Linked DNA regions of Mus musculus: all the other regions are linked to region 4. Evidence: chromatin loops called from intact Hi-C (ENCODE). Cell type or tissue: heart. All regions are shown on one strand. Region 1 holds the start of Dus3l (dihydrouridine synthase 3-like (S. cerevisiae)). Region 2 holds the start of Safb2 (scaffold attachment factor B2). Region 3 holds the start of Tincr (predicted gene, 20219). Region 4 has its middle 4.1 kb from the start of Ranbp3. Region 5 overlaps Safb2 (scaffold attachment factor B2). Region 6 overlaps Kdm4b (lysine (K)-specific demethylase 4B).

Region 1 (4,000 bases), 96 kb after region 4:
CAGGGATTCAAGGTCATTTCTGGCAATAGTGAGTTGGAGACTAGTCTGTGCTACCTGAGACCTTATCTTAAAAAAATAAAAATAAAATAAAACCGTTGAGGAAGAATAGAAGAGACACACAGAGAGGAATAGGGGAGGAGGCAGCAGTGGGGCCCTTCGGTCTTCCCTGCCCCCACTTGGTGCCCAGGTCTCCAGTGCTAGCAGGGCCACAGCCACCTGCCTCCCTCACTTCCTGGTGTCAGCTGAGATCAGGCTGGAGCTGTAGTTCCAGGGGGCTATCTGGATCCCTCAGTTCAGGGAGCCACAGACTCTCCCGGAGGCACGTTGCCAGGGGACTCGGGTGTGGAAACTGGCCGAGGAGGAAAGGGGGGGGGCTCTATTTTCCGTGTTAGGTGGAATGGTGTACCTGGAGGAGACTAGGACGGAAGGCTGGTTCTCAAAAGGGTACGGAGTAGGTCATCCTTGGACGCGGAAGGACTAGGGGTGGGGTAGGAGGAGAAATGGAGGCCCAGATGCTAGTCTGTGCTCAGGGTTGGAACCGGGCCTGGCGGACAGTAAACCCTCACTAGCTGCTGAGCTCCCCGTAAGGATCCAGCACCATTGTATTCACATCACCATGAATGCTGCACCTCATGGTTAACGGTCTGTACGGTTTCACAGTTATCAACTGCCAGGCTGTCACGCCTCCTGCGGGAAGCCAGCCTGGGTTGCCTTGCACAGAAGAGGACGGAGTTGCTTTGAGGAAGGGATCTTGTTTCTGTCGTTGCCCTTTGCAGCCCTGTTTCTTCCAAGAGCGTGTCCTTATCACAACCCAATTGTAGACGCTACAAAGGAGCCTCAGCCTTAAAATGCATTGTTATTCCCATCTTGCCCAGTAGGGACGGTAGAGAGCAATGGCGCAAACAGGGTGCTATTGTGGTCTAAGGCTAATTAATCGCTTTACCTCTCTGGGCCTGTTTCCCCTTATGTTATACAACCAGCAGAGTCTAGTTCGTGCGTTGCGGGACAGCCTGGGCTACAGGGTGAGACCCCCATCTCCATGAATTAAATAAATTTAAATACTGATTGGTTTGACTTGGCTTTGGTTGAGACATGTAGCTCAGGCTGGCCTCAAACACCAGGACTGCCAGGGCTATACAGAGAAACCCTGTCTCGACCCCCTCCCCCCCCCCCAAAAAAAAAAAAACCAAAACAAAAACAAAACACTACCTCCCGATCCACCCAAGTGCTGTTCTTACATGTTTAAGCACATTTTTATTAAAATAGTAATTGCAGGATCGGAGAAGTGCCTGATGTCAGGCTCAAGGGGCTGAGTTCAATCCCGGGACCGACATGGGGATGCAGGGACCCCCGCCCCCCATTGTCATATGACCTCCACATAAGGGTGACACACAGGAGACCCACACACACACAATAGATGAGTAAATGTCACTTTCAAAGTAACGCTGGCACACACCTTTAATCCCAGCACTTGGGAGGCAGAGGCAGGAGGATTTCTGAGTTTGAGGCTTGCCTGGGCTACATAGTGAGACGCTGTCTCAAAAAAAAAAAAAAAAAGAAAAAAGAAAAGAAAAGGCAGTACAATAAAAATAATTCAAATTGCCACGCGTTTATGGGCCACAGTGGCTCACGAAGGGCACTGTCAAAGGACAGCGTGTCCCCGTGAAGTCATTTGATCCTTCAAAGCTGTTGGTATTTTTTGTTTGTCTTCTGAGACACGGTTTCTCTGAGTAGCTCAGGCTGTTCTGGACCTCACTCTATAGACCAGGCTGGCCTCGAACTCATGATTCACCTGACTCGATCTCCCCAGTGCTGGGATTAAAGGCGTGCGCAACACCGCTCGGGCTGCGGTTTTTTATTATAAAATAACAGACTCGTTTGTAAAAGGGACAGAAGCAGAGTAGGTGAGTGTGAGCTGCACCCACACCCACACCCCCAGATTCACTTCCACGGATCAAGAGTGACCCACGGATGACCGACAAGAACCCCTCCGGGACCCTTGAGCACTTCCGTTTCCTGCGCAGCCTTGGCCCCCCCCCCCCCCGCCCCCACGGTCGTGCGCACGCGCGCCTTAGCAGCATTGCTGTAGTCTGAGCGTGCGCATTTCTTTCTGTAGGCTCCAGAGGACACGAGCGACCCGGAAGACTTTCCTGCCACACTCCAGAGCTGGTGTGAGGGGCATCGATGGCGGAGACGGCAGCGGAGAGCGGTGGTGGCGGTGACTCCGGGGTTGGCGCGTGCGAACGGGGGGTGGCGCCCATTAAAGCTCAGTGAGTCGCTGGCGCCCGTCAGCGAAGCTGATGTGGCCTTCCCGGCGTCCGTGGCGGGTGCGAGTGGTGCATGCTGGGAGGTGTGGCGGCATCCTGGAGAGCGGCATCCCGGAGGCGCCAAAGTCTTTACCTACCTTCTGCTGACACACGAGTGTAACATGTGTTGGTTGTCACAAGCCATGAGGCCGGCTGTGCACATAGGCAGCTTTGGGGAACCAGAAGCAGGGCCCGAGGTGCATGGTGGGGCTTGTAGTCTCCACGAGGGAAAAAAAAATGGCTCGCAGCGAAAGACCTGGGAAGGGTGGTAGCTTGAGTCTCGCTGCCAAGCATGCTGGGGTTTGTAGTTCCTTCGTAGCCTACCAAGGATATTGATATTTGTGTGTCGCAACCCTTAAGGCAATTCAGTTCTCAGAGCAGAGACACAAATGGCTCCTTCAAGTGTAAAACAGGTGTCCCCGTGGCACTGGGTGAAAACTGGCTGGTTCTAAGTAGGGAAAGCTTCCTGCAAGCAGGAGCACGTGAGCTTGGCATTAGCCCCCAAGCCCCTTTCCCTGTGCACATCGAGCCTCTCCCGCTCTGGCAGGTACCGCACAACCAAAGAACGGTTCCACGAATATCTGGATGGAGACAAGCAGGAGGGTGCATGCCAGGAAGTGCCCACAGGAGACCCAGCTGAGCCAGGGGCCAAAAGAATTCGCCTGGAAGATGGGCAGGAAAATGGGAAGACAGAGGTGGCAATTGAATCCCGTGAAAGGCAGGTGCCCAAGAGGGCCCGTGGCCAAAACAAAAGCCGGCCCCATGTGAAGCCAGCACACTACGACAAGGACAGGCTCTGCCCGTCCTTCCTCCAGGTGAGGGGTGGCTCTACAGGCTTGGCTTAAAGTCTGAAGATGCTGTGCTGTGACAAATATATATGACCCTTGACCTACAGGGACTCGACCTAGTAGTGCCTTGCCTTGGCCCCTGGTGCTGCCTTCAAAGTCATTGACCCTCAGCCTATCTACACATCACACTTGAATTTATTTATTTTTGGTTTTTTTGAGACAGGGTTTCTCTGTGTAGCCCTGGCTGACCTGGAACTCACTCTGTAAACTAGGCTGGTCCTGAACTCAGAGAGCACTCCCAAGTTCTGGGATTAAAGATGTGCTCAGCTATTTCAATTTACCTTTTTTTTTTAAAAAGATTTATTTATTTATTTATTTATTTATTTATTTATTTATTTATTATATGTAAGTACACTGTAGCTGTCCTCAGACACTCCAGAAGAGGGAGTCAGATCTCGTTACAGATGGTTGTGAGCCACCATGTGGTTGCTGGGATTTGAACTCCTGACCTTTGAAAGAGCAGTCGGGTGCTCTTACCCACTGAGCCATCTCACCAGCCTCCCTTTTTTTTTTTTTAAAGATTTATTTATTTTATGTATATGAGTCCACTGTAGCTGTCCTCAGACACACCAGAAGAGAGCATCGCACCCGTTACAGATGGTTGTGAGCCACCATGTGGTTGCTGGGAATTGAACTCAGGACCTCTGGAAGAACAGTCAGTGCTCTTAACCTCTGAGCCATCTCTCTAGCCCCCTTAATTTACCTTTTAAAGAGGGTCTTGTATGTCCTGGAGCTGGAGTTTCAGGTGGTTGTGAGCTGGGAAATCAAATCCAGATGGTGTGCAAGAGCAGCTGGGGTTCTTGACCTCGGACCTGTCACTCCAGCTTGACACTGTTCCAGCTTTAG
Region 2 (4,000 bases), 84 kb before region 4:
CTTCTGACCTCTGTGGGCACCAAACACATGTGCATTCACATGCAGGCAAGCGCGCACACAAACACACACACACACACACACACACACAAAATAAACCTTAAGACAAAAACAAAACCTAAGGTGGACACAATGTGACACTATGGCTGTCCCACACACATGCACATCTAAGTATGCATATTACACATACACAGAGCAGAGCAGACACCCATTCCCCAGGCCCAGCGTCAAGCACAGGCAGTTAAGTACCTTTGGTGTTTCTCTTTACAGCCCTCTTGCTCACAGCTCCCCAGCTGATTCCAACCTCCTCAGGTTCTTGTCCTTCCTCCTTAAATGCCTGATGGGAAAGAGTATGAAGTTTTAAATAAAGTTATCTTTTAGGAGGGGTTGACACAAAGTGTTCTTTAAGAAGCAACTTTGCAGTTGCAAGTGTTCACAATCTAGCTTAAGACCACATTTAGCAGCCAGCTCCCCTTCCCTGCTCAAGACCCAAAACCTAGAGAAAGGGAAGCTGAAAGCTTGGGTTGCAGAGTCACTGTCAGCAGGTTGTGGTCATACATGACCTGGCAGCTTGTAGCCCTAGATGTAATCCCCAACCCAAGACAAAAAAATAGAATAAAATCCAAGTATTAACCCCAAATCAGGGTTGGTGACCGCTCATCTTGTGTGCTCTTTCATCAAACACAGGGATGATGGTAGGAAACCTGTCCTTGATTCAGGCAGGGCAAAGAGCTGAATGGGGCGCTCAAAAGGCCTCCCATAACAAAGCAAACCTTTAATTCCAGCATTTTGGAAGTGAAAAGGGGGGGCAGGAGACCAAGAGCTGAAGTCTAGTCTGGGTTTCACAGCAAGTCCAAGGCCACACTGGGCCACAGTAGCTCTCCAAAAAAAGTTTTGCGTGGGAGGGGAGGCGCTGATTTTTGATAAGGAAAAACAACATAGACCGAAGAAGAAAGCGCTGGCCAATTTTCCCTCAAAGTATTCTGGCGCCTTCTACTTGCAGCCAATCAGGAGTCCCTAACCCTCAAGGACCCTGTTCCACAGAGGCAAGCTTGTGTCAAGCGCTGAAGGGCAGTAGACAAGACTTCTTGTCTAGGGGGAGGAAAGTGACATCTTACGCTGACTCGAGATGACAACTAGGCTCCAAGACCAGGGAAGCGCGAGGGGACCGGACCTGGGAGCGAACATGGTCTGTGCAGAGACACTGGGCACCGCCAACAGTGGGGTTGACTGATAGATTCCCCAGAAGAGTAAAACTAGGGTGGCGGAAAAGACAGCTGCAGGTGCAAGGTCATCATGGAGACGTGCCCAGAGCCACCCGATTACTCAACAAGGCCCGGCTTCCTGCAAATCCCGGGGCAAGTGGGAGGCGAGACACAGAGAGGGGCAGCGACTAGTAAAGGTCACACAGCCTCGGCTGCTTCGGTAACTGACAGCACAGACCGAAGTCGGGGGGGGGGGCTCGGGGTGGGAAGGCCGGCCCGAGTCTGCGCGGGCAGTTACGTGCCCGGGTCCACGGCGCCACTCGGGTTCCCTCACCTTCCTCAGCCGCTCCATCAGCACGCTCTTGTTGCCTCCCGTATCCAGGTTCCGCTTTTTCAGCTCCGCCCTCAGGTCGATCACCCGCAGGTCGCTGAGCCGCCGCGTCCCACTCTCCGAGGCGCCCGGACCAAAGGCGGGGTCGCCCGACCCGGTCCCGGGTTCCGCCATCCTCGCTTCCGCGACTTCCCAACTCGCTCCGGAACCCCCTCCACTCGCTGGCACCAGCTGTGGCGGCTCGGAGGTAGTACAAAATGGCGCTGCCGAAGAGGAAAACGCACTCGCTTCCTCCCGCCTCCCTTTGCGGCTGCGCAGGCGCACAGCTCTGACGCACCTCCTAGGTCGCACGCCAAAGCAGTCTCGAGCCTCGCGGGTACAAGTGCACATGCGCAACCGGTCGTAAGCCCCCCCTCCCCCCCCCCCCCCCGGCCCCGTCGCCACCCTCTTTTTAATGCGCACGCGCACCGCCTCGCTACGCTCACTGACCCCCGTTTGCCTCTCGCAGCGTTGCCCGGCTGCGCACGCCACCGCTCTACGGCCAGCGCTCCGACAGTGATGCGCAGGCGCACGACCTGTAGCACGCATGCGTCTTGGTCCGCGGCCAAGCGCGAGCCGGCGAGGCGCGCCTACGTCGTCTCTGCCGCCGCGCACACTGCGCTTGGGTAAAGGCGTCTGAGAGCGTAGGGCTCGCGCCGGCGGCGCCTGCGCAGTGTCGAGGTGCGCCTCCGGGGAGGCTGAAGCGGTTCCCTCTCAGGCGGCGCCATTTTGTGGTAAGAGGGCCGAGATTCAAAAAAATAATAATAATAACAAATCAAAAAAAAAACACACTCACGCAAACCCACTGACCCGGTTCTGTGTGAAGTGGGCGACGGAACCAGGGTCCCTGGAATGGCGGAGACTCTGTCGGGTTTAGGAGACGCGAGTGCGGCGGGCGCGGCGGCCGTGAGCTCCGCGGCGTCAGAGACCGGGACGCGGCGGCTCAGCGACCTGCGGGTGATCGACCTGCGGGCGGAGCTGAAGAAGCGGAACCTCGACTCGAGCGGCAACAAGAGCGTGCTGATGGAGCGGCTGAAGAAGGTGAGGTTCGCGGGGGGGAACCCCATGGTCGCCATGGCGACACCCACCGCCGGGCCCGGAGTGGCCCGTTGGCCTTCGCGCTGGGCGCTAATACTGGGGCTCCGCGGGCGCCGGGTGCAAGGATTCGAATCTCGACGCCCCCAGCGATGCGACCAGAGGGAAATAACACCACGAACGGGTTCGGGGGATCGATGACACCGCGTTCCCTGTACTGCTTAGTCCCAACCCCAAAGGGGGATGAAGGGGACTCGGCCAAGGTCATCCAGTGGGGTCAGCTTGTGGCGGGATTCGATCCCAAGTCCCTTTTCGGCCCCCGAGGCAGAACAGGTGGTTTTTGTTTCTTTTCTTTTCTTTTAATCTGGGAAGACACAGTGACGTTGGGGGCAGGGGTGGTGGAGATGAAACATGAGAAACTCTCAGAGTTCGCAGACAGCCGGAGGATGTAGGTAGCCCAGGGAGACAAAAAACAAAAACAAAGCGGAAAAATAAATTGTTTCTAATTCTTTGCTAGAACTAAGCTAGGGGAAGATACGAGATGGAAGGAAAGAACGTTTTTTTCTGTTGATAAAGGTAAGTCAGATGTGAGTTCAAGGCCAACCTGGGCTGTAGAGGAGTTCCAAACCAACCTGAATATTAGAGTTCAGGGCTAGCTAAGCCTTTTTCAAAGTATAAAGTAGGTCCAAGAGCTACTCATTTGGTAGTGTGCTACTCATTTGGTATTGTGCTTACCTTGCATGCACAAAACCCTAAGTTTTATCCCAAATACTTCCTAAGGCCGGGAGTGGTGGAGGCAGAAGGATCCTAAGTTTGAGGCCATCTTGGGATGCGTGAAAGCCTTTCTGTAAAACATAGTAGGTTTTTGTTTTGTCTCTTTTTTTTTTTAAAAAAAAAGGGGTTGGACACATAGATCAGAGGTAACATGCTTGCCCAATATTGCAGAGGCCCTTGGAACCATCTGCCACACAACTGCTATAACACTCCATTCTGTGTGGTCAGGTGGGAGTCGGAGGATTTAGTTCCAGCCTCAAACTGAGCCCCCTGAGAAAGAGGCTCATTTCTATTGCCTTCCTTTGTGGCCTAGATTCTCTGTCAGGAAGACCTTTAACCTCTTCTGAGTGTCCTCAGATCAAGGCAGTAGTAGCTTGCCTTCAGGGTAGGGTAGGCATTGCTTGGCTTGCAGTCTAGTCCAGGTAAACAAGCTCAGTCTCCACAGGGCCCCCTTTTGGCTTTTGTAGTTGTTTACTCCACCTTAGAAAGCAGACTTTGTTTGTGTTACACCTTGAAAAGCTGTCCCCTCTAGCTTTCAGACATTGTCATCTGCCCAGTCATCCCTTGCACAAGGAACTGGAGATTTAACCCTCCTAGATCCATCCAAAGTCAGTCACCA
Region 3 (4,000 bases), 120 kb before region 4:
GAGGTTTAGGGTGGGTGGGTGTCAATCAGTGTTAGACTCCCCCTACAGTCCCTCAAGGAGGTATGGGTGTGACCTCCAAGAAGGGACTCCACCCCTGACCATGCCCCACTCCCTCACCGGGGGATTCCCGGCAGGCCTCCACCGATGACCACACTCTGCACAGATGACGCCAGACACAGAAGATCTTCAGGAAAATCACAGGGAGGTCGTCCCCTCTGTGGCCTCTGGCTGGGTCCTTCAAAAAGCCCAGTTGGGTTGGGTCTCAAGCAAATGGCACAGAGCCCTGCTAGTGCTTGGCCAAGTGGGCCAAACTGCAGAAGGAGCACCTGCGCGATCCTCACCCCCATCCTTGCTGCTTCTGACTGTTGGGACCCAGCGTGGGCGGGCCCCTCCCTGGATGCCATAGGCCTCAGTGAGACTGGAGAAGCTGCCAAGTCTCACCTGAAACTTGCTGGCTGGGTGGGGCCTGAAACCTGCCAGGCCCTGGAGGGAGAATGGGCAGCTGGCTGGTTCCCCGGAGTGGGGACCGTGGGGGAGGACAGTACAGAGAAGGAAGCCAGGTCACAGCAGGATCCTGCTTTGTTGTCAGTCTTTATTTGATAACACATTCAAAATGGCACCTCTGCACCTAGAGCCCGGAGTAGGAACATGACCTTGGGTCTCCTGAAGTGAGTTCACAGAGATGGAATGAGCCTCCTACCTAACCTGGGCTCATGACTCAGGCCTAGGACAGGAGCATAGTGCTGGCATAGCAGGGACCCGGAGGACACTGGAGGCTATCACTGGAGTATCAGGAATGGCTGTGTATAAATGGGGCACTGAAGGTAGAATAAATAGGAGTCTATAAAAAACAAAAAGAAGGTGGAGTGGGAAAAAAAAAAAACTGATGGTCCTGTGGCAGGAATTCAGGGAGATCTCAGGACATAAGGAACAGGGTGAGCTTGTGGGGGGCTCACACTCAGCAGCCTGGCCTTCAGCACCACAATTCCCCTGTGCTGTTGCAAGCTATCACAGGCCTGGAGCCTCCTCATGTCACCTTTTCTTTGTGGGTCACAGGTTCTGTTCATGTTGGCTTCTGATGACTGTTGGAGAGAGGTCACATGCTCTCCACATTGTGGCTTTGGGACCTCAGGCCTTGGTTCTCTGATCTAGAAAACAGAATGAAGGCAGCCAATTGGGCTGTTTACATCCACTTCAGGGCTAGGCGGCCTTGGATCAAAGATGGGAAGGGTAGGAGGGAAAGAGAGAGGGAGGGAGGGAGGGAGAGAGGGAGGAGGGCAGGGAGGGAAGACCGCCAGGACTGGGACCAAGGAACAGGCCCTACATTATTATTTCTGAACACGCTAAGGCTGTCCGCCTGAAGAAATGAATAGTGATTTGCATGTAATTTGCATGCAATTTGCATAAGGTTTGTTAAATGTCAAAATGCTTTCTCTCGCCCCTCAATACCAGCCTCCCCTCCACTCCCCAGCAGCTCTCCCAGAGGGCCAGCAGCTTCCCCCACAGCTGAACAACAGCCTGGTGGATCTAGAAGGAGACTGGGGAGGCAGAGAGGGACCCACACCCCCAAGGCCTGCATAGTTGCGAATGTCTAGCAACCCTGATTCCAAAGACCATGGTTCAGTTCCCAGCTGCCCTGCTCTGCCTCCTGCAGCCTGTACAACTCTTAATTAAAACATTATTTCCTTCTGGGCTCACAGTGTAGTCCCCCAGCACATGAAGGGGTGGGGGGAAACAGGGACAATGGGGGGCAGGGTCACATAGCACCCAACACTGGAGCTGTGGAGTAGAGCCCCCACAGCACGTGCTGAAATACTCAGACCACTTTGCACACCTATGGGCTCACCAAGACCCCCCTGGATCAGAGTGTCCTCCTGTTCTGTTCGTAGCTGGAGCCCCGTGGGTCCTCCAAAGAAGGAAGTGTGCCTGTTGAGCTTCCCCGAGGAGGCTGTGCTCTGGGGATGGACAGAGGTCGATCCAGGCAGCAGAGGCTCCCAAGGGAGGGTCCTAAGGCCACAGAGCAACCAGAAGGTTCCTTGCCGGGGTTGGGGGGATGGAGGGCTGGACGACAATGTCAGAAGTCACCATCAGGAACACCAGAGGCAGTGGGCATCAGCAGGGCTGGGGAGTTGGCATCTCTCTGGAAGCCCAGCACCTGGATCAGCAAGGGACATGTGGGCCCAGGGATGTCAACCAGCAGTTTCCAAGCTAATGGCCCTTTTTCCCTTCTCCAAATAGCCTGGATCTGGGCTTGGAAGGGAGTGCAGTGGTTGCCCACAATCCTGAGGCCCTTCTGTAGCAGGCACAGTGCTAGGATCCCCCTGGTGGACACCACAGGAATTGCAGGCAAAGCTGCTCCGTTTGTCCTGGTGTCTGTTACAGGAATTGCAGGCAGAGCTCTTGTGGACCCAAGCCCACAAAGCACAGTCAGTTTATGTCTGCATCAAAGTAAAGAGTCCAGAGGAGAGTAGAGAACTTCTCAAAGTCACACAGATGGGGACACCAGTGCTGAGCCAACAGAGGAGATGGAAGGATAAGGCTAATGTGCCCACCTCATGAGGCCCTCAGTTTCCCCACCATCTCTCAGGCCTCCCATGAATGGCTTACCTGAAGTACGACTGGACTCCCAGGAAGAGAGAGATGTGGTGCCTGGGCCAGTTTGCTCCTTCAGCCAGCATCTTGTGTCCCTAAAATCATCGCTCCATCTCCTCCATTTCCTACCTGAGGGGGTGAACATAAAGACAAGCGGTGACGACTAAAGTCTTTCCAGCTAGTCCAGGATCGCTCTGAAGTGTCTTCATACTGGTGGTGATGCACTATACAGCCGGGCCCCACTAGAGACACTGAGGCCAGTGTAGACACAAGGTGTGACGGGCTTGGGATGGGGAGTGCAGTAGTGGCCCAGGGCTGCTCATCCCACCGACCTCTTAGATGAGTGGACAGAAACTGAGAGAGAGATGGAGACACTCGGAGACATGAAGAAACAGATAGGGGCGGTGTGCAGAGAGAGACAGAGACCAGGACACAGATACAGAGAGACGTGCTGAGCCAGAGCCAGATACACAGAAATGAGGGCAGGGAGTCCTCAGAGCCACCGCTGGAGCTCACACCACATATCGACATAGCTAATGGAGCCGAGAGGAAGCAGGCACGGTCACAGAGGTCTTTCTCACCATGTCCCCAAGCCATCACCATCCCACTGGGCCAACCTCCATAAGCCAGAGCTCAAGATCCTACCAGGTTCTAGCCCAAGTCCCAGCCTAGATCCCTGGTCACCTGGTGTCGCTGAGCAGAAGTAATACTGAGCCGTCCTGCAGGCGAGCTTCGCGAACTGTCTGATGGTCAGGCAGAGGCCTAGAGTTGTAGTAGAAGGTTCTGCGCCAAGAGCTTACACCCTGGCCCACTAGCTGTGCGCGCAGGTCACTCAGTGTGTCTCGGGGCCGCACGGTCAGTGGCAGTAGCAATGCCTCGTCGGCTAGGTGTACCTTGATGTGGTAGCGCTTCCAGCGGGACAGCCCTCGCCGCAGCTCCTCCATGGCCATTGCCAGCCTGAGACTCTCTCGCAGGTCAGCACCTGCTAGACCGGCTGAGCCACCTGCCTCCACCCCTCCTAGGCACGCCCTGCTACAGCAGCAGCCCACAGGGGTGGTGACATTGGCTGGCCCAGCCCAGGCCTCCATGACAAACATTTCTCCTGTGCACAGCATACATCAAAGGCCCTGGGGCAAAGAACGCAGCTATACGAAAGCACTGTGGCAGGATGGAGAGCCTGGTGTATTGGAGGAGTGGAGTTGGGTCCTGCTTTTGAAGCAGAAGTGAGGAGGAGAGAAGGGTGGCAAGGAAGGCAGTGTAACCCACCCACCCATTTATTTATTATTCCAGGGAACACTCTAGAACTTCCTCCCTAATCTGTATCTGTACTTGTTTTGTGTCTGTGGGCTCCAAAGAAACCTCAATCTTGGGCCTTTGCCCTCTATGGCCATCAAGTTAGGAACAGGGT
Region 4 (4,000 bases):
CATGATGATAACATGTCATCCTAGCAGAAGGCAGAGGCAGAGGAGGCAGAGGAGGCAGAGGAGGCAGAAGAGGCAGAGGCAGGAGGCAGAGGGTCAGTTCAGAGTCCTCCTCAGCCATGCAGTGAGTTTGAGGACAGCCTGGATCACATGAGCCCCCCCTATCTCAAGCAGTAATAATTATTATTCTGTCTATGCTGGTGTCCATTGCAGCCAACATCAATTGTGTTGAAATTCTCGAGGCTCCAGCCAGATTCTTGGAGCATGGATGGGGCTTGACAATGTAAAGAAACACAGTTGTCACCTCATAGGGGATAAGAGAGTTTATTCTGAAGCTGAATATGCCTAGGATGCCAAGAACACGGTTCCCCAAATACCACAAGGGACAGCCGTGGAAAAGTACTAATAGAAAGAGGACACGGGAAGTCACTGTTCAGCACTTCACAAGGACATCGATTGGCATGCACACTAGGTTGCCAGTAACCCCAAAGCTGAAAACTTCTGCTGTGGGTCTCAGACGATGATGCCTGACTTCATCCTTAGCCTTGGGACAGGTAGAGAAGCTAGTGGTCTCTTTATGCAGTTCAAAAAGACTCACCCAGCTGATACAAGGACAGCAATGACACGGAAGTGACTAATGAATGGCTGTTGTCTTAGTCAGTGTTCTGTGGTGTGAAGAGACATCATGACCACAGGGCAGCATGTAATTAGTGTTTCAGAGGTTGAGTACATTGTGAGAAGCATGGTGGAATGCAGGCAGACGTGGTGCTAGAGACAAAGCTGAAAGTTCTACATCCTGACCCACAGGCAGCAGGGAGAGACTGGGATACACTGGCCAAACTTGAGCTGATAAAACTTCAAAGCCACCGGGCATTGGCGGCACACGCCTTTAATCCCAGCACTTGGGAGGCAGAGGCAGGCGGATCCTCCTAATAGTATCACTTCCTATGGACCAGGCATTCACACACGAGTCTACAGGGTGGCATGGGTGGCAGGGAGAGTGGGCTAACCACACCAGCTGTTAAGGGGCTAAACAGTCCGTGATAATTTGGCTCTGGATCTGCAACATTCCAACCCTCTAATGTCAGATGTTCTAACCATCAGTCTTAGAGATTCTTCCCACAGGGGTGGATTTTCTCCCTTTCCAGGAATCTCAGATCACAGGCTCCATCTCCTTACTATGGCTGAGTTCCCCTGTAGCCAGAGTGGGGAACAGAGTGGCTGGTTCAATGCATATATGCTGGTGACACTGGATTGGGTGGAGGATGCGTCCTTCATTCCTCCTTGGATTCCCAGTCCCAAGACTGAACTGACCCTTGTTGTTGCTGCTACCGCCGCTGCAGCCTCCTTCTCCTCCTGCTTCCCTCCCTCTCCCCCTCCTCCTCCCTTGAACAGTGCACCCTTGTCCTGTGGGACTCTCGGGTCCAGGAAGCTCTCCGCGGAATGAGGGAGCCCTTTAAACACCGCACAGCTCTTGGTGCTGGCGACCAGAGCACTAGGAGATGTCGCCCAGACGACCTACAAGTCCTGGGCAGGGCCTCTGCATGCAAGCTTGAGGACATGAGTTCAGCTCCCCAGAATCCACAAAGAAGCCGGGTGCAGGGTCTGTGACTTCAAGAACTGGGAAGCCGGCTCAGTGCGGAAAGGGTGATCCCAAGTCTGCAGTTTGTTCCCCTCAACAGCTGAACAGCAGCGCTGCTGGGCCGGGGTGCATGGCGGCACACGACGGCGCCGGGATTGCAGGACAGGGCGCAGGGGTACCGTTGGGTAAAGTGAGGAAGACACCTGATGGACCTTTGGATCCTCATTGACGCGCACGCACACTCATGGGCGGGCATTCACGCACAAGCACCCGCTGGCTCTGACATCGCAGTCCTCTGCTGCCCCCCAGTGGCCACTGTGCAAAACCTCTTTCAAGTTTGGATTTGGGGGTCTCGAGGCGCCACAGGTTCTGTCCACATATCCAGTACAAGACAAAGAGAGGTAGGAGGATCTCCCACAAATTTGTGCTAGCCTGGGCTAGAGTGAAATCCTGTGTCAGAAATACAACCAACCAGCGCATGGCAGTAAAGGCATACATGCACCTCACAACCCAGCTCGGGAACTGGGACAGCAGGTCAAAGGGTAAGGTTATCTTCGACTGCATAGGGAGTGATGCGAGGCCAGCCTGGGCTGCATGAGTCCCTGGCTCAAAATAATTAATAATAATAATACGACAAACCTACTCTCAAAGGAAGGGAAGCTGTGTTCCTGTCCCCTGTAGGAACTGCTATATACTTCCACTGAAGACAAGCTACGTTGGTTTTGATTAACACATGTCCTAGTCGAGATGAAATGGACCCCTATTTCTGGATGAGAAGTGGGCCAAAGAACTTCTCTTTCTTCTTCTTCTTCTTCTTCTTCTTCTTCTTCTTCTTCTTCTTCTTCTTCTTCTTCTTCTCCTTCTCCTTCTCCTTCTCCTTCTCCTTCTCCTTCTCCTGCTTCTGCTTCTTCTTCTTCTCTCTCTCTCTCTCTCTCTCTCTGTTTTTCAAAACAGGGTTTCTCTGTGTATCCCTGGAACTCACTCTGTAGACCAGGCTGGCCTTGAACTCAGAAATCTGCCTCCCTCTGCTTCCCATGTGCTGGGATTAAAGGTGTGTGCCACCACTGGTCGGCCCTTTCTTATTTTCTTATTTTATATTTGAAGTCATGGAACTCATTCTGACCTTAAACTCACTGTGTAGTTGAGGTTGACCTTGAACCCCTACTCCTCCTACCTTGCATGCCGGTGCTGGGATGACAAGCGTGTGTTTTATGCGGTGCTGCAGATGGAAGCCTGGCCTTGTGCACTCTGTGTGACTGTACGGCCGACTCTGCTACAGCCCAGATTTCAATCCCCGATACACACAGTTCTCAGTCACCAAGGATTATTTCCTGGAATTCTGGCTGAGTGGAACTGAAGGCTGAGGGATAGAAGGCCACCAGCCCCCCACAGCAGAATCAACTCATAGTGTAAACCTAGCCTTCTGGGTCCAGAGCTCCTGAGTCTCCGGATGTCCCTCAAAAAGCCACTGCTGGATTCTATGCAGTTGGTCACAAGGCGTCGCAGAACATGACGTGTGACATAGCTTCAGACTGTACAGAGATTTACTGACACAGAGCCACAGGGATGGCAGCACCGTTGTTAATTTTCAATTCTAATTTACTCCTGGGTACTGTATGGCTGGGGATCTCCCTGGAGGGAGAAGGTACCACGCCTGACCACTTGTACCCCAGTGACCAGAGTAGGAAGCTAGTAGTATTTAAAGTACATTCTTTTTTCTTTTAATTTTTAAAATTTAAATTTTAGAAAATAATTTTTTTTAAAGATTTATTTTATTGATTATATGTAAGTACACTGTAGCTGTCTTCAGACACTCCAGAAGAGGGAGTCAGATCTCGTTAGGGATGGTTATGAGCCACCATGTGGTTGCTGGGATTTGAACTCTGGACCTTCGGAAGAGTAGTCGGGTGCTCTTACCCACTGAGCCATCTCACCAGCCCAGAAAATAATTTTAAAATAAAAATTTTATTATTTTATTCCATGTGGATGTCTGTGTGTCTGTACGCGGGTTTGTGCATGTAAACACAGTTCTTAGGGAGGCCACGAGAGGCCATCACAACCCTGGGAGCTGGGCTTACAGGATCTTGTGCATTGCCTGATGTGGGTGCTGGGGAGAGAACTCGGGATCTCTGCAAGAGCAACCAGTGTGCAGAACCCTTGAGCTGTATAATAACCTGTTTCCTTGTTCAGTTTACAAAGATCTTTCTGTTATGGCTTGGGGCAGTGGTTCTCACATGGTTCCCCCATTTGAGGGTCACACATCAACTATTTACCTTATGATTCAGAATCGTGGAAAACTTACAGTTATGAGGTAGCAAGGAAATGCTTTTATGGCTGGGGATCACCACACCATGAGGAGCTGTACTAAAAGGTTGCACTATTACGAAGTTTGAGGTCCACTAGTTTAACAAGTTTAGGAGT
Region 5 (4,000 bases), 110 kb before region 4:
GTTAAAGGCCAGCCTGGTCTACAGAGTGAGTTCCAGGACAGCCAGGGCTACACAGAGAAAACCGGGGGCGGGGGGGGGGGGGAGAGGAAAGGAAAGGAACATTAAGTTAGTTTGAAGGGTAGGGGAGGATCTGAGGGGTGGGAAAACATGTATGAAAAACTGGGAAAGGAACATTAAGTTAGTTTGAAGGGTAGGGGAGGATCTGAGGGGTGGGAAAACATGTATGAAAAACTGTTTCAGCTGGGTGGTAATCCCAGCACTCAGGAGGAAGAGGTAGGTGGATTTCTTGAGTTCCAGGCAACCTGAACTACAGAATGAGTTCCAGGACAGTCAAGGATATACAGAGAAATTCTGCCTTGGAAAATAAAAACTAACAAGAAAAGAACAACTTTGTTTTAATAAGAAAAGAAAAAAGTAACCTAAGGACGGTCAGGGGTAGGGGACAGGCAGGTATCTAAAAAGGGATAGGCCTGAGAGAACTGGGACCAGGAGCAAGTGGATACAGGTCACAGAAGTTCCATAAAGAACCACAGACAGTGTGCACAGTAGGTGCAGGTTCCTTAATGCTTGTCCCATGAGGGGTCCTAGCATGTCTGAAGAGATGCAGGGATCACCTGGGAAGCGAGAACCCAGAGAACCAGTGTTAGGTAATTCTGATGTCCCTGAAGAACGTAGCCACACTTGTCTAAGGTTACCAGGATAGCATTTCCATGTGTCATCAGACCCAGGGACTGCTGGCGTGATTGATCTGACCAGTGCCATCAGATTTCTTTTTCTTGTCCTGGAACTTGGTAGGTTGTTCAGGATGGCCTTGATCTCAGGCCTACCCCATCATACCTGGTGATCAGGTTTCTTAAAGTGGATTGTACAAGGTCACACAGGCAAAATGCCCACTCTGGACCCTAATTCTTGCATCTGAAAAGATGCAGACCATAGGGATGGGCAGGTAGACAGGATTTGGAACCTGGATACAGGAAGCAGTCACAGCAGTCACCATTTTCTGCTGTATACTAAGCACTATAAACCTTTTCTGCACTGTTAGAAGCCCTCCAGCAAGCAGGATAGGTACAGTGGCACACACTGGGAGGACAGAATTATGAATTTGAGGACAGTCAGCCCAAAGAGGGTAATCCCCTTAAAACACCACCCCAAACTTACCATCTTAGCCTTTTCAGGACACTGCTTGAGGGTAGAAAGCTCATTCTCAAGGCTGGGTGGCCATGCCCACCACCCAACTCCTAAAGATTCCATCTCAGCACAACAAAGCTACGTCTACTTTTCACACTAATTGTATCCTTTCCCAACTTCCAGCACCCACAATGCCACTTCCTTTCTGTGGCTGAGGACTTCGGGGATGTTCTGGTAGTGGGCCCAGTAGTGTCTGGCTCATTCCACTGAGCACTATGTCCTTGAAGTACAATGTCCTGTCTGAACTGGTTTTGCCTCAGCCTTGGCGGTGGGATGACACATGAACTGCTAACACCCTCTAGCACTGGAACTGCTGACATGCTCAGTAGCCCTCAGTCCTACCTGCTAGCCTAGGCTGGCTTTGCCATTCTGCAAATATAGCCTTGGAGACAGATCTTGTCAGGCCAGGCCTACCTGGTATAGGATGCAGAGTGCCCACATGACCAGGGCCCTAGTGAAAGGAGACTCACTTGACTGAAGTGCTGGTGGCAAGGTGGGCTCTGGCAGACTGAGATATGCAGAGGCAGGTTTGCTGCCACTCAGCACTGGTGGAAAAGACACCAAGAGGACAAATGGTATCCTGGCCTCAGAGATGGCCGAAGGCAGGTTTGGGCACCAAACTTGTGGCTTAAAGGACTCTGACTTCATAGGCAGCTAGTGGTAGGGTCAAGTACTAAAAAAAAACCAATTAGACTGTCAGTCACCATGCAAGGACCTCTCACTATGTAAGACGTCACCAGTGCCATGGCCACCAGTGCCACAGCCACAAGGGTTTGGATGCTCTCACTCCTGAGCCTGTGCTCAGACTGGGAGGAACAAATCCAGAGGTGGGTTATTCCGCTGGCATAGGCAGGTCGACGACACTGCTTGAGAAGGCACATAGTGCCTGCACCACCAGGCTGTGGCCTTTCAAGGAGGCTGCTAGGGAAAGGCGGCTCAGGCTTCTGTACTGGTCCTGGAGAAAGGGCAGCTGGCGGCTCTGCAGCTGCCTCTAACACCACAGCCTCTGAGCTTTGATTCCAGCGCCGCCATGTCTGAGATGTGGGGCAGAAGACCTGGACCCTGAGCATGGGCCAAGGGCAGGACAGAGCTGCAGCCACAAGAATAGGGCAGGGTGGAATGGGTCAGAGGGACGCAGAATGCCTGGCAGCAGAAACCTTGTCTTACAAACAGCAGAACAGGACTGTGTTTATTAAAAACACTAGGAGAGTGAGTTCACATCGACACTTGGCAGAACCTGTGAGGGTTCCACAAGTGGGAGGTGGCTGGAGTTGCAGTCTCTGCCTACTTGCAGCAGCAGGGTTTGGTCCAGAGCAGTTCAGTAGCGGCGGGTGAAGTGGGGGTGAGGGTGGGGGTTAGGAACTCGGCCACCCTGGTCCTGGCTGGCCATGCCACCACCTTCCAGTCTACCACTGGGCACAATATAGCCCTGGGAATGTCCACCGTGTGCAAAGCTGCCTTGCCTAGAACAAAGGCAGATAGTTTGCAAGGGCCATGCCTGCCAATGCCAGCCCAACCAGGGTGCACACATGTAGAGGGAAGAAAGGAGGAAGGCAGTGGCAGACGTTGAAACCTTCTTACCCAGCCATGCCACCCCGGCCTGCTGCCACATGCCCATGCCCAGGTCCTCCTGCAAGGCCCCGCTCAGCACCTGCAGGAGAGAGAGAGCTCTGTGGACTCTGCCTGCACGGTAGGCCTGGTGTTCACCCATTCCTTGCAACCCTTTGGTACCTCGCCACCGTATGTGTTCATGGCCCGTCATGTTTGTGTCCACAGCACTGTGCCAGACAGGAACCTGCTGCTCCTCCAACTGTGAGCTGTGCTCCGCCCACTCTCGGCTGACCCTTTGCAAATACAAGGTGACAAATGGCTGCCCCAGGCCCTTCCCATCACACCAAAGATGTGAGCCCAACTCTAGGGCATCTTCAAAGACAGACTGTGACCAGGGGTGGGCAAGGAGGACACCAGGCACCACCAGGGAAGAACAATCACCCACCAAGGCAGCCACACAGTAGGGCCACAAGAAGCCATAGTGGTCCACACTTGGGCCTACCCACTACTGCAAACATGCTGATACAAACACATGGGCATGTGCTGGCAACATGATCCACAGCTAAAAGGGAGCACATTAACACTTTGCTTTACTGCCTGATGGGTAGAAAATGGGAATGTCCACAGTATGGAATTCAACAGTAGATAGGAGCACAGCCTCCAAACACACCACAGCATGGAAGGGTCTCAAGGACACGGTGTTCATTGAGATCAAGTGTATGTATGCATTTCACCATATATGCTTGCAAAGCCATGGTGGTGGATTTGTGGGTAAAAGCCCTGGGTGGGTAAGGGGCAGGCTGCTGGTGGTATGTGCTTTCCAAAATGAAAGCAGTATAATCCAGGCTGGAATTAGGAACTGACAGCAGACAGTATGTAACAGGGAAGCAGGAAAGTGCTTGGGAGGCTAAGGCAGGAGGACTGTGTGGAACCCCAGCCTGTGTTCCACCTCAAACCACCTAACCACGAGTGCTCCTACTGCCTGTCAATGCATTGACGGGCTCCTACTGCAGTGGAGATTCACACCCTGTTGCCATGCACAGAACAGGGACAAGGTTCACACCTGCCATCATAGTCTCTATGGTGCAGCCAAGGATAGCAGGAGCTTTCATTGTTCCCTCTGAGAACACCCCAGAAACCCATCTCAGGTTCCTCCTATATAGAATACTTACCTGGGGGGAGGGGGTAGCCCTTGGCCTTCATTCAACTTCTTGTCAGAGCTGTAGCCATGCCAGCCGTCTCCGGAATCCCAAGCATGGTG
Region 6 (4,000 bases), 310 kb before region 4:
TTAGGGGCAGTCTTAGGTGCAGGCACCTGAGGCTCCCACTGTGCCTTAGCTCCAGCTCGCAGCACTTGACAGGAGCTTAGGGCAAGGTGGGGGCTCCATCCGTATTTGCCTGCATCCATCTGAAGCTGTCCAGGCTTGTCTGATGCAAGGTTCTGGAAGGGCTGTCATTTGAGCTTGGGTTCACATGCTTGTGAAGGGATTACTCCACATGGAGACTGTCCTTCAGTGTTACTTAGAGGTATGGACGTCACTGCCAAGTTGTAGTTGTCCCTTGACATGTGCTGGCTTGTGGACAGTTATGTGTAACCGCTGTTCCAAGAAGGGTGGGGTGGCGAAGAGTGTGGAGCCTAAGCAGCCCTAATGTGACCTTAGGCCCCTTGACCTGTCTGAAGGGCCCGTGATGCTGACATACCCCAGTCATCCTTTTGTACCTTGGGTGACTATGCAGCCAGGGTACAGGCAGGTACACATGTCCTGGAAGGACTCTGATGACTGCACACTCATTGTCCATAGGACGTGGCGCAGTGGAACATCGGCAATCTGAGGACCATCCTAGACATGGTGGAGCGCGAATGCGGGACCATCATTGAGGGCGTGAATACACCCTACTTGTACTTTGGCATGTGGAAGACCACGTTTGCCTGGCACACAGAGGACATGGACCTCTACAGCATCAACTACCTGCACTTCGGCGAGCCTAAGTCCTGGTGAGTGCCAGGATGTGAGCCATGGGAAGACCTGATGGTTGCTGAGGGGCCACTGGGGAATTTCCAGTTCCCTCTTTGACTTGGGGAGGTACACTGACCCAGGACTGATGTTCACAGGATGTACCCCTGTCATCCTGGGCAGTGGATGGGGGCTCTGGTCTTGCCTGAGCCTCAGCCAGGCCAATGGATGTGTGTCACCTGCCAGCCACAGTACAGGGACTGGTTTCTGTGAGACCTGGAGGCTGAGTGAGGTGCCAGCAGAATCGTTCCCTTCAAGTGCTTTGTGTCTGGGGCCCTTGTGTGGCTCTTGGTCTCCCTGGAGCACAAGGTGACAGCTCAGGTCTTCTTTCAAACATTGGAAACTAGGGAGATCTGCTGCCCCTTAGTTGTACCCTGTAATCACACAGTGTGGTCCTTCTGCCCCCATTGTCCAGCACCTCCTTGAGGCTCCAGGTGTGACAGGGCCACCTGCTGGGAGTTCTTGTTGTACAGTGGAGTCCATGCTCAGCCCTAGGCAGCTCTCCTTCCCTGGAAGACACAGCTCTGTTGATATGAATGCCTTTGATGGCCTAGCTGGATGGGAAAATGTACCCCCAAACCCGTTTCCCTTTTTGACATTCTCATGTCTTGTCGGTCCCAGAACTGTTTCCTTGCAGTTACAGAGGTGAGAAATTCCGTTAGTGTTGTGTCTGCTTTCTGGTTCCCAGAGCCGTAGGGAGCTATGCACTGCGCTGTCCCAGGGTCAGAGGTCCTGCATTCCTTGGCCCTGGGCACCCTTTCTCCTCCTTCAGTCCTGGCCACGAGTCGTCTCCCAGGCTGCCTCTGACTGTGTTGCCTCTGTCTGAGGGTTTTGTGGTGACGCTGGTCATCCAGGACAGCCCCCATACGCTCAGTTCCCTGTGCATGGGGAGGTGAACTCTGTTGGTTCTGGGAGGTCAGGGATGTGTGGGCAGCACTCTGTCGGCCCTGGCTCTTAGCTGCTTTTCCTGTTGTAACAAAATCCTGACAAGAGGAGAAAGGGTTTGCCTGACTCTACTGTCATAAAGGGGAGGAGCTGAATCGGTCACATGACAGGAAGGGGATTCGATGGATGCTGTTGCAGCTCCCTCTCCTCATTTGTGGTCCAGGATCCCAACCCAAGGGATGGTGCAGTCTTCTGTCCTCAGGTAGCACAGTCGAGATAAGCTCACAGGTGATCCTGCAGGCCTGTCTCCTGTGCTTCTCTTCTTTCTCTTCTACAGTTAACCCTGCTTGGACCATGCTCATTGTGGGCCCCTCTGGGGTGGTTGAGCTACACACTTACACCGAATTCTAACTCCCAATATCCCTGTCTGTGTCCTCAACCCCCAGTGTGGCCCCCTAGCCTCTGGTGACATCGTCCTCTGTGTAGACCTGTCCAGCCATGTGACTCCTCCCATGGTGCTCTGCTCCCACCTCTGTGGAGGGCAGCTATGGTAGCTGACACTTGGGGCTCAGGGATCCCATGAGAAGTGATGTGGCAGTGGCAAGGACCTGTTCCTCGTGATTTACGCAGGGCCAGTGACACCCACAGATCTAAACCAAATCAATGGCTACTCCTGCTGCAAGTCACTATATGTGTGCAGCTGTTGCCTGCCTAAGCAGGTGTGGTTGAGTGTATTTGTGTGTGAGAATATAAGCAGGATGTCCCACTCCTGGTGACCACTAGATGGCACTCCCACCTTTCTGAGTGAGGCAACTGTTCCCACTGGCTTCCTGGCTGCAGTTAGCAGGCTCCTTGACTGTGCCTTTCTCCAGGTAGGAAGCCTGTTGTATTTTATACAAAAAGGAGAGCCAGGATGTGTTTTGTAGAGCACAGTAGAGGTGGGAGGGGTGCCTCTGGGCCCATACTGAAACATCTCTTCTTTCTAAAGTACCAGCCATATAGGTAGAGTGAGGAATAGGGGTTATTTAGGGCATAGGAAGGGAATTTGAGAAGGGAGTAGAGTCAGAGAAAGACAGAGAAGAGAGAGGGGAGGAAGGAAGGGAGGGAGAAAGAGAGAGAGAAGAAGAGGAGGAAGAAGAAGAAGAGGAAGAGGAGGAAGAGGAGAAAGAAGAAGAAGAGGAGAAAGAAGAAGAGGAGAAAGAAGAAGAAGAGGAGGAAGAGGAGAAAGAGGAGAGAGAGGAGAGGGAGAGAAGAAGAGAAGAGGTTGGCCAGGAACACGGGGAGAGAGAAAGAAAGGGGTCAGGGAGAAAAGATAGTCAGAGAGATCAAGAAGAGACCACACAACCCCTTTTATAGGAAGCCAGGCTACTTGGCTGTTGCCAGGTGACTGTTGGGCAAAGCCTAGAAGGAATGCTAACAGAGCCTATGACAGTTCCTAGTATGGGCACCACCAAAGTCCAGCGTGGTGCCATGAGTTTTATTGGGGTCACTGACAGGCATATGCATGAGGGGTCACCTACTGGAGCAGAAATGACTCACAGACAGCTGCATCACCAAGGCCTGAGTGACAGCTCAGAAAGCTGAGAACCTGATGCTCACCGCACAGCCTGCAGGGAGGATGTCAGGATGCAGACTGTCCTTTCCAGTGCCTCAGTTGGTCTGAGCATCTTCCAGGCAGACTGGTTTCCTGAGCTCAGCTTTATTAGTGCTCACTCTGACAGGGAGGGGCCAAGTGAAGCTGGTTGGTTTCAGGGACTTCCTGAAGCTGTTTTTAGTTGCTTACCTTCCTGTTTAAAATGCATCTCTGCAAAATGGAATGCTTTACTCTCAGAGGGAACTGTTGCAACCCCTCCTCCATCAGATCCTCTAGTCCAGTCTATGTTTTGTGTTCTGGTTCAGCACCATACTGGGTTTTGGATACATGAGGATATCTGCAGGTTGCAGTATTTTCTGAAGGTTCTCTGCATCTGTTGCAGCTTTGACTGGTGTGATTTGAGGGTCAAGGAATCTGAAGGTGGGGGTGTGTGCTGCCCTGGGCAGGTTCTGTCTAGTCTTCCAGAAGCTGCCCCTGCAGGTGGCACTTGAAGGAGCGGTGGGCTCTCATGCTCTCTATAGAAAGCTGTTCTTGCACTGGGGTCTCTGGAGGAGTGGGCACACTGTACAGCTGTTATAAGGCTTCCAAGGACAGTGCCTTGTATGGGAAATGAGGAGGCCTGTATTTGAAGGTCTCCCAGTCGTGCTTCCCCCTCCACCCTGTGTAATCTGCTATGACCACTATGGTTAGTCAGACCCTTTAGCCTAGCCTAGGGAAGGTAGCCTACATCAATTGCCCTCTAAGACCCCAAAGGACGGCTGGATCTGCTGGAGAGCTGCCCTGGCTTGGATCTCT

Evidence for each region. Peaks named below come from ENCODE experiments on the same cell type or tissue, not always from the same donor. Only the 100,000 strongest peaks of a DNase experiment are listed, where the experiment ranks them.
Region 1: it touches region 4 in a loop (2.4-fold over the local background); 11 of 42 quality-filtered maps call a loop at or near these places.
Region 2: a loop joins it to region 4, with 3 times the contacts of the local background. A loop is called at or near these places in 8 of 42 quality-filtered maps.
Region 3: it touches region 4 in a loop (3-fold over the local background); 11 of 42 quality-filtered maps call a loop at or near these places.
Region 5: it touches region 4 in a loop (2.7-fold over the local background); 11 of 42 quality-filtered maps call a loop at or near these places.
Region 6: it touches region 4 in a loop (6-fold over the local background); 16 of 42 quality-filtered maps call a loop at or near these places.

What each region holds. Positions count from the first base shown.
Region 1 is chr17:56,762,672-56,766,671 of GRCm38, forward strand. Dus3l (dihydrouridine synthase 3-like (S. cerevisiae)) reads left to right here and starts at 2,080. Exons shown (of 13, transcript NM_144858.2): 1 at 2,080-2,270; 2 at 2,854-3,121. The coding sequence starts at 2,185. In heart, no CTCF peak of the experiment used is centred here; DNase peaks (open chromatin) are centred at 270, 640, 2,260, 2,340 and 2 weaker places; H3K4me3 peaks cover 2,521 bases; H3K27ac peaks cover 2,790 bases.
Region 2 is chr17:56,582,738-56,586,737 of GRCm38, forward strand. It overlaps Safb2 (scaffold attachment factor B2), which reads right to left and starts at 1,848. Exons shown (of 21, transcript NM_001029979.3): 1 at 1,537-1,848; 2 at 247-334. The coding sequence starts at 1,707. It overlaps Safb (scaffold attachment factor B), which reads left to right and starts at 2,245. Exons shown (of 21, transcript NM_001163300.1): 1 at 2,245-2,613. The coding sequence starts at 2,425. In heart, a CTCF peak has its summit at 1,729; DNase peaks (open chromatin) are centred at 974, 1,234, 2,094 and 2,724; H3K4me3 peaks cover 3,932 bases; H3K27ac peaks cover 3,871 bases.
Region 3 is chr17:56,550,842-56,554,841 of GRCm38, forward strand. Tincr (predicted gene, 20219) reads right to left here and starts at 3,546. Exons shown (of 4, transcript NR_130128.1): 1 at 3,277-3,546; 2 at 2,608-2,721; 3 at 1,847-2,155; 4 at 573-1,148. In heart, a CTCF peak has its summit at 2,361 (motif pointing left); a DNase peak (open chromatin) is centred at 2,140; H3K27me3 peaks cover 563 bases.
Region 4 is chr17:56,667,131-56,671,130 of GRCm38, forward strand. No RefSeq gene overlaps it. Among named protein-coding and RNA genes, the nearest start is that of Ranbp3, 4.1 kb to the right of the region's middle. In heart, a CTCF peak has its summit at 1,883 (motif pointing left); a DNase peak (open chromatin) is centred at 1,821; H3K4me3 peaks cover 945 bases; H3K27ac peaks cover 661 bases; H3K27me3 peaks cover 745 bases.
Region 5 is chr17:56,560,593-56,564,592 of GRCm38, forward strand. Safb2 (scaffold attachment factor B2) reads right to left here. Exons shown (of 21, transcript NM_001029979.3): 18 at 3,912-4,000; 19 at 2,920-3,032; 20 at 2,770-2,839; 21 at 2,350-2,651. The coding sequence ends at 2,507. Among named protein-coding and RNA genes, the nearest start is that of Tincr, 8.2 kb to the left of the region's middle. In heart, no CTCF peak of the experiment used is centred here; no DNase peak of the experiment used is centred here.
Region 6 is chr17:56,355,350-56,359,349 of GRCm38, forward strand. Kdm4b (lysine (K)-specific demethylase 4B) reads left to right here. Exons shown (of 23, transcript NM_172132.3): 5 at 514-707. Among named protein-coding and RNA genes, the nearest start is that of Kdm4b, 31 kb to the left of the region's middle. In heart, a CTCF peak has its summit at 2,382 (motif pointing right); a DNase peak (open chromatin) is centred at 2,222.